Regions from separate parts of the Homo sapiens genome. Here region 2 is linked to region 1. Evidence: read pairs that join two places in POLR2A ChIA-PET (ENCODE). Cell type or tissue: PC-3. All regions are shown on one strand. Links, peaks and the distances in the headings refer to the core of each region. The heading gives the core; the rest is flanking DNA. Region 1 overlaps MAST2 (microtubule associated serine/threonine kinase 2). Region 2 overlaps MAST2 (microtubule associated serine/threonine kinase 2).

Region 1 (4,394 bases), core at 264-4,263:
AAGCCAGAGAACCTCCACTGGGTGGCTATGTAAAGCCTCTCTGAAGGATGAGAAGCAGCTGCCATGTTAGGTGCGAGGACCCAGGTGTGTGTAGACCATTCCAGGCAGAGGGAACAGCCTGTTCCATTGATACCATGGGTCTGTTTCATTGCCTGGGTTTAGGAGTAGGACCAACTAGGAGGCTTCAGGGCCTGGTTTTTTACCACTGAGACCCAAACAGGTCTATGCTAAGTGGCATGACATTTGAGTCATGTGCATGGAACATGGATCTCTGGGCTGTCCTCTTATACAACATAGTAAGAAAAGCTGCTGGTTATTGGTGGGATGGGGAGAAGTGTTTCAACCCTGCCAAACAGAGTATCAGGAATCGTTTGTTTCTGTGTTACTGGCTGGCGCTTTGGAGGATCACATTGGTTTGCAATGTCAAACAAAAGACAGATTGAATTGAACACTAAGGATAGACCCATTGGTCCTACAATTTCACTTCAAACTATCACACATTCCTAAACAGAAGGAATGTGCCAAGCTAGACCAAATACCAAGATTCAAAAAGATCACTCTCTCTGGTTCCTTTGGTTCTCACTATAATGTGTATTTTTTTACTACAGCCATAGCCACAGAGCTGACAGGTAATAGCGGGTATAATGGGGAGAGGGGCTGGGAAACTGCTATGCATGGCCAGACAATATGGTTTGTGATGTTGTGGTTGGTGAAAACTGGTTGTGATGATTCTTCTCTGACTGTGGGTATGAACATTGGGCCTTTCATGTCTTGCAAAGAGGCCCAAAGGGATCTCCCTCTACCTGCTGGAACCAAGGCTCAGAGCTCATATGCTTGGAGGCAGGAATTGCTGAATAGTTCCAAACTTCTGAGCTTAGGGACAAGTCACCCTTATTCCCACAGCTTTGCACAGTCAGATGACTGCAGTGACCAGATAGAGGAAATAGAGGCATCATGTGGTGGCATTTCTTCCTGACTCTGGTGGCCCCTGCTGTTCATTATACAGAGAAATTGCTGCCATGCAGCTAGTTTTCATTTCTATCTAAGGGGAGGAAAACTCACATGTACAAAAGTGTATTTGACAAGGGTTTGGGAAATCCATCCCTGAGTTATACTTGTCTCATCTTTGCTGAGCTATTTCCTGGAACCGACTTGTTTTATTGTGTGGTGCTCCCAGGACCCAGCAAAGAGGTCAAAGAGAACATCATGTCTGAGCACCTTCCTGGACATGTCTGAACCTCAGAGACTAGGTTCCAGCAGAGTTATAGCCTATATGTGCTGCTGCCAGGGTGGCATGAAGTTTGAGTCATGTGCATGTGGCATGGAACCTGCGGCTCACCCCTTACAGAACAGAGTAGAAAAGCTGCTAGGTATTGGTGAGGGTGGGGAGGAGTGCTTCGAAGGGAGAAGCCCCAGCAAGATTTATTCCTTTTTGCTTCTTCTTCTCCCTGTCCCTGCCATAACCATGAAGCCTTGAACAAACCACCCAAATCTCAGGATCTTAGTGTTTTCTCTGTAAATTGTAATATGAACTTATAAAGATCCTCCATTGCTGATAGTCTCAGGTTCTGTGAGTAACAGCAAAAAAACTTTGTATCTAACTTCAACCAGAGCAGGCTGTACCCTTAAGCTCTACAAAAAAGAATACACCACATCCCACAGTCCAGGCAAAGAATCACACGTTCATATTATAAAAGTTTCAAACTAGATCCCTGCTTGATCTTTCCCCTCTACAGTAAAGCAAATAACTGTGGCGGGGTGGGGGGGCATGTTTTGTTTGTTTGTTTTGATGAGAGCTGTGGGGAGCATCCTTTTGAGAGCAGCAGGAAGCCTCCCCCAAAGTCTCATATACAGCTAAGGGTATGTCACCTCCCTTCTCTTTCATAAAGTTACTGTCACTCTTCGACAGACATTCCCAAATATTGGTTTTATGAGTCCTAACGGCTCCTAGGCAGCCTATAACTGTTTCCCATTGATTAGCTCAGTTCAGACCCAGATGGTGGCCCACTTCTTCCTGTTGTCAGCCAGTGGCCTGGGGAAGACCAAAGAGCCCTTAACACGGAGCCTTCACAAATGGAAATAGCTGCATTTCAGTGGCAGTTCTATCTTGTAATGTTGCCTATAGCTGGAATCCTCTGTCATTGTTTCTATGAAAGTAAGTTGAGAGTATGAAAATATATATTCCAAAACCACAGTATTATATGACAGATGTTCTTCTGTTATACAAAGTTATGGACTATTTTATAGTCAGAGATGTCTGTCTTTGCAGGGAAAACAACAATAAGCCCTCTGTAGGGGAGAGATATAAAAGCATGTACTGGACTGAGCAGTAATGTCTTAAGGAGGAGCCCTACAGTGAATCAACTGCCCCCAAAATGCTGATGAACAGACAGGCAGGTTGTGGGTCAGGGTGTAGTCCTGCAGAAACTGCCTAATACTTTTTCTTGCATACAGGACTGATGGGCGGCGCTGGTCTTTGGCCTCTTTGCCCTCTTCAGGATATGGAACTAACACTCCTAGCTCCACTGTCTCAGTAAGTAGCCAAATCTGTGGCCATACTTCCTTCACCCTAAGGAAGTACTTCCCTTTGGGTTATCTAGTGTCACAAAATGGTTCTCAACTTTTTCTCCAAAGTCAAACTCAGAGAGGTTGCTGAGAGATGATGTTGGGTGCAACAGAGGGCTGGGGTCCCTTCCCAACCATAGCCAGCTCCATAAGTGCCTTCGGAAAGGATGACCAGTGCCCTCTCTGGGAATCAGTTACTTCTAGTGGAGGCAGAGGAGAGCTTGAGGATGAACTTTTGCTTTGACAGTGAGACCAGATATGGGGACTCCTAAGCACACTTCCCCTACTCCTCCATCCTTATTTCTAGAACTGGAACCAAGAGCAGATCACCTTTCTCATATCTGAAGCACTTGGTAGACTCTCCCCTCTTTTTCACCTTTTTCTTTCAAAAAAGAAGGGAAGAGTGATTGTTATTTGATATCCAAGTTTGATGCATATGAAGCAAAAAGCTGGACCTGTCTCTAAAACGTTTATTTCTTTTGGAGAATGTTTTAGCCTAAAACACAAGAGCTGTACTAATTGCTGCTATGCACAATTGACCCTTAAGCCCTCATTGAGCAACTTTTTTTTTTTTGAAAGAGTGTCACTGTCACCCAGGCTGGAGTGCAGTGGCGCAATCACGGCTCGCTGCAGCTTCAACCTCCCCAGGCTCAGATGATCCTCCCACCTCATTCTCCTAAGTAGACTGGGACTGCAGGGGCATGCCACCACCCTGTAGCAGGCTAATTTTTTGTAGAGAGGGGGTTTCATCATGTTTCCCAGGCTGGTCCCAAATTTCTGGGCTCAAGCGATCCATCTGCCTTGGCTTCCCAAAGTGCTAGGATTACAGGCGTGAACTGCCACACCCAGCCGAGCAACTTTTTATTAAAACCACAGTGACAAGGTTGGCCAACTTTTTCTGTAAAGAGCCCAACGTGGAGTAAATGTTTTAGTCTTTGAAGGCCATACAGAAGCAGGCCGTAGACCTGCTGACCCCATCCCCATTACTTGCAGCATTCTTCAGGTCTTCCCTGCTCAGTGTGCCTTTATTCCTGAATCTCGAGCAGGGAAAAGGAGTACATTTCCTCTCCCAACCTAGATACTACTATCACATTAATCCAAAGATGTCATTGGTCTTTGGCAACTGTTAAGTTTAAGATCTTTCTCTAATAAACATTCCCCTTCCCGGGCCAGGCGCAGTGGCTCACACCTGTAATCCTGGCACTTTGGGAGGCTGAGGCAGGCTGATCGCAAGGTCAGGAGATCGAGACCATCGTGGCTAACATGGTGAAACCCCGTCTCCACTAAAAATACAAAAAATTAGCTGGGCGTGGTGGTGGGCGCCTGTAGTCCCAGCGTCTCAGGAGGCTGAGGCAGGAGAATCGCTTGAACCCAGGAGGCGGAGATTGCCATGAGCCGAGATCACACCACTGCACTCCAGCCTGGGTGACAGAGCAAGACTATCTCAAAAAAAAAAAAAAAAAAAAAATCCCCTTTCCCATAACTCTTCACTCAAACAAGTGATTTTTTTAGAACCAAGGTAAGTCTCATCTGCAAATTTTAAGACTTAACTCATTGCTCCAGCTTATTAGGATTCTTTAAAATACCAGTTTTGCCCACTGTAGTTTACATTGCCTCACTAGTTTCATGTTAGCTATAGCTGGTAAGAATATTTTTTGCAACTTTGATCCAAATCATTTATTAAAATGGGGCCAAGAAATAACCCTGTGGAGACATCTCACTCGCTGTTTATAACTTCATGTATTATAGCATTCTATGAGAGAAAATGTGCACTGTTAGCAAAAAAGAAATGCTGATTTCTCACTTGTTTATTGAGCCTGTGACAACAG
Region 2 (4,394 bases), core at 263-4,262, 130 kb before region 1:
TGGAGGAGCCTCTGTCGGTGTAGGAATTGACACTGTTTTGCTTGAAAAGCTGTTCAAGTTGGGTCTTTTTTGTGGTAAAAATTGGCTTTCATCTTACATCTACTTTTGAAGCATCTACACATGGAGAGACATTTGAGATTGAAGTTCCTTGTGAATTGAAGGAGGTGCTTTTATACTTGCCCTGTTTCCCAATCAACTTTATGGGGGATGATTTTAACTTTGAAAGGTCAGGGACTAGCCACCATAAGCAAATTTTTGTTATCAACTCTCTTAGTGCCATAATTTCCACATTATTTGCCCATAAGGCACATATAGTAATCTGTCTTCATTGTATAGACAGTGCAATTTCCCAGGTTCTGAATTGAAAATATTTGTTGTGCTGATAAAATTATTGCCTTCAGGCAAAAACTAAATTGTATAGTATTTTTATGCACCCCCCCCAACCCCCTGCTTGCTTTTTGCCTTTGCTGTTCAAAAACGAGAGTACTTAGAGTGTCATTGTTTACGGGTACTTAATTATTTTGGAGGATATATGACAACATAATGCATACTGGGAAGCATTATTATTGAGAAAGCCTTGGGACTTTTTTTATTTTGCAAATTATGACTGTCATAAATTATGGTCATCTTACAAAATGTGATTCAGCTAATTTTTAGTCTTTAAAAACAAAATCTTCAAGAACCAGGTAGATTTCAAACATTCAATTTCTTCTTGAAATTTCATTTTAAAAAGGCTGATGACATGGATAAAAATGTAACCTAATTATTTGCTTCTGTTGTTCTACATTTCCTTGTTCTTTTCTGTGGGAAGCTTGATAAAAGAAACATTTCAGTTTGTACTCTTCAGTTTTTAGTACCACTAAGATATTTTCATCAAGTCAGTAAATTAGATGGCTTTGAAGGTTAAGGAATTTATCTCACTCTTGTCCCTCTTCTTTGCCCTGACTCATGTATTCCTATTCTATGTTGCAGCTACACCAGTCTTGTACCTTTGTTTGTTTTTTTCATAGTCATTTTTTTCTGACATTCCCCCCATTCCTGAGTGGTTTTATCCTCCTTTTCTACCTATCAACCTTCTGATAATCCCCATGCAGTTAAAACCTGAGTACCTAATTTTCAAATATTATAGTCATTATGGGTAACTCCAGTATCTTTGTAGACAAGGATAATCAGTCCAGCCTCAGATCTTTAGAGTTCCTTGGCTATCTGGAGTCTGTGTTAACAATACATTCCTGTAGATGCCATGTATTCTGTAGAGGGAACTGTTTGATTCAGAAATCTTACAGTGATTTACAGTTACATCCCTTGATCACCTCTGAATTAAATTCTGGTGTTCTCTGTGTAAATCTAGATCACAAATTGGTGGTCTGGTGACTGTTTCCTGTAGATATATTTTATTTAGCCACCTTTGGAGATTTAAAGAAAAATCAACCAACATAGTCTCTATCAGTCCCCTTTTGTTTTATCCTCTGCTGCTTTATGTATTTACTGAATTTCATCTATTCTAAGGCTCACATCTTTTTACTTTATAACAGCTTTGAAATAGCGGTGTTACTCTTGATGGTGTGTTATACGTTAATTGGCCAGGCTTATTTTTGTTTTGCATTTTAAAAAATGTTTCTTACTGTTACAAAAAATAACAGTGTCTTTTGCAATTGATAGTTTTTCAGATTTGATAAAGTACAGTATATTACCTTACTGGCTTATTAAAGCATTTGAGTTTGCACCATTTGTTTCTCAATGTAAAGACCTCCACCTTTTTTTAGCTCTCTCCCTTTCCTTTTTCTAAAGTCTTGAAGATCTCTGTTCCTGTGATTCTTTTGTTTGTTTGTTTGTTTGTTTGTTTTTGAGACAGAGTTTTGCTCTTGTCACCCAGGCTGGAGTGCAATGGTGCAATCTTGGCTCACTGCAACCTCCGCCTCCTGGGTTCAAGCGATTCTCCAGCCTCAGCCTCCTGAGTAGTTGGGATCACAGGTTCCTGCCACCATGCCTGGCTAATTTTTGTAGTTTTAGTAGAGACAGGCTTTTGCCATGTTGGCCAGGCTAGTCTCGAATTCCTGACCTGAGGTGATCTGCCCACCTTGGCCTCCCAAAGTGCTGGGATTACAGGCATGAGCTACTGCGCCCAGCTTTTGATTCTTTGTATACCTGTTTGACATGCCTTTCTGTATCATCTGATATTGTTTTATTTTTTCTCAATTTATTTGAGGTATATAACATTTGTGAATTTTTTATTGTATAACCACATTCACATTTTGTTGGTAAACCCAACTCAGGAATAATGTATGATTCAGTTTTTTAAAATGCTCATGTATATAATGTAAGTTTCCTACTTTTCATCTTGAGGTAGTTTTGGTAAGGTATATGTTTTTAAGAGTTTGTCCATTTTGTTTATTTTGTTATTTATTGAGATCAATTTGTTTATATATATATATATATAAAATTTTTGTTCTTTTAAACCTTTGCTGATTTGTTCTTCTGTTTCTCTTTGTATTTCTAATATTGGGTATTAAGACTCTTTTTTTTCATTATCAAGTATCAGTGGAATGCCGAGTACAGTGGCTCATGCCTATAATCCCAGCACTTTGAGAGTGCCAGGTGGGTGAATCACTTGAGCCCAGGAGCTGGAGACCAGCTTGGGCAACATGGTGAGATGTCTGTACAAATTAAAAAAAAAAAAAATTTAAGTAGCCAGGCGTGGCGGTGCACACCTGTAGTTCCAGCTATTTGGGAAGCTAAAGTGGGAGGATCGTTTGAGCCTAGGAGGTCGATGCTGCCGTGAGCCATGATTGTGCCCCTGTACTCCAGCCTGGGTGACAGCAAGACCGTGTCTCAAAAAAAATTAAAATAACAACAACAAAAATTCATGGAAGATTTTTTTTGTTGTTGTTAGTTTTTCCAGAAACCAACTATCCCTTTATTTCAGCCTTTTCATATCAGTTTGCTTTTGGTATATCTCTTGCAAATGGCATACAGTAGGTTTTCTTTAAAAAAAAAAAAAAAAAGTCCTGTTTGTAATGAAAAGTTTGTCTGTGTACATTTATTATGATTAATGATATATTTGGACTTGTTTGTGCCATATTATTTTTTGTATTCCATATCCTACATCTCTATGCCTTACTGTCCCCTTTTTTTTTTACCCTTTAAAAATATTGGTAGAGTTTTTTTTCTTATTTTCTTTTTCTATTTCTACTGGTGTGTTAGAACAAATTCAAACTTTAACCCCCTCCTGAACACTACAAGCACTCCATGTCTCTTATTACCTCCCCCAAACTTATTTGGCCATGTAATCAAACTGAACTGAAACAGGCCAGTTTAAAAAACAACAACAAAACCATGAAATTCACTGTAACCAGAGGTGACCCAGTTTACCTGAGCTAGCATGATAAGAAAGTTCTGTTTTAACTCTATAAGGAGAGTCACTTTGTAATGAATAATCTGCTTTTTGTTCCCTGTTTGTGCTTTCTTAACCCATTTTCTGCTTAGAAAGCCAGCCCCCTCTGCTTAGCTCAGCAGAACACGCATTCTATTTTTAAGAATGAGATGTTACAGAATTGCAAACAAAAGTCAGTTTGATCTTTAAACTGAAAGTCAGTTTGATCTTTAAACTAAATCTGTTGTAATTTTGTCCTTTGACAATGGTATTGTCATCAGCAGTGGATTCTGAGTAGGCCCTAGAATGTTCACCACTCCTACCCTAAGCCCAAGCAGTGTTATTTATGTTAGTTACATTATGTGGGTTTAATTATGAGTTATATCAAGAGACATATAATATTTTAGTGGCAGAGAATACCTTTTTTTCATCATTGATTTGTTTGTTTTTCTTGAGTTCTCACTATGTTACCTAGGCTGGTCTCAAACTCTGGGCTCAAGTGATCCTCCCACCGTGGCCTCCCAAAGTGTTGGGATTACAGGCGTGAGCCACAGCACCTTGCCTCGTTGATTTTAAATGTTAGTTGAAAAGTTATTGTCTCCAAAACCCAATTCTCTATCCACTTCCAATGGAGTGGATTATTGGGTTATGTTTCTTAGAGTCTGTTAATTTCCTTCTCTGGAAAGAGTGCTGCTACTGCAGTAGGGATCAATATACGTATAGTGTGAGAATTCAATAGCAAATGAGCCAGGCTGAGTCCCAGGGAGGGAGTTGCCTCAGGCATAGACAGCTTTGACCCATAGTCATCTCCACGCTGGTGACTGTTGACATAAAGGACAAGGACCAGCCTTGTGACTCCTGGCTTGCATATTTACTTGTGGGGGTAGCGGTTACTGCCTTTGGACACTTGGCCTTTGTCTTTTCTTTGGAAATATTTTATGGCTTTAGTCATTGTGAATAATGAGTAGTGCATATAGGCAGTGAATCCTCATCTGTGGGAATAGCACCATTTCGTGGTTTT

Evidence for each region. ChIA-PET counts read pairs that join two places held together with the same protein. Peaks named below come from ENCODE experiments on the same cell type or tissue, not always from the same donor. Only the 100,000 strongest peaks of a DNase experiment are listed, where the experiment ranks them.
Region 2: POLR2A ChIA-PET joins it to region 1 with 5 read pairs; 3 of 35 experiments call an interaction of 5 or more read pairs at or near these places.

Annotation. Positions count from the first base shown.
Region 1 is chr1:46,000,351-46,004,744 of GRCh38, forward strand. It overlaps MAST2 (microtubule associated serine/threonine kinase 2), which reads left to right. Exons shown (of 29, transcript NM_015112.3): 7 at 2,455-2,533. Among named protein-coding and RNA genes, the nearest start is that of PIK3R3, 130 kb to the right of the region's middle. In PC-3, for the core only: no CTCF peak of the experiment used is centred there; no DNase peak of the experiment used is centred there.
Region 2 is chr1:45,868,093-45,872,486 of GRCh38, forward strand. All of the region lies in intron 3 of MAST2 (microtubule associated serine/threonine kinase 2), which reads left to right. The region is part of intron 4 of LOC105378694 (a long non-coding RNA gene); the gene reads right to left. Among named protein-coding and RNA genes, the nearest start is that of MAST2, 67 kb to the left of the region's middle. In PC-3, for the core only: no CTCF peak of the experiment used is centred there; DNase peaks (open chromatin) are centred at 2,599 and 4,229; H3K4me3 peaks cover 450 bases; H3K27ac peaks cover 3,638 bases.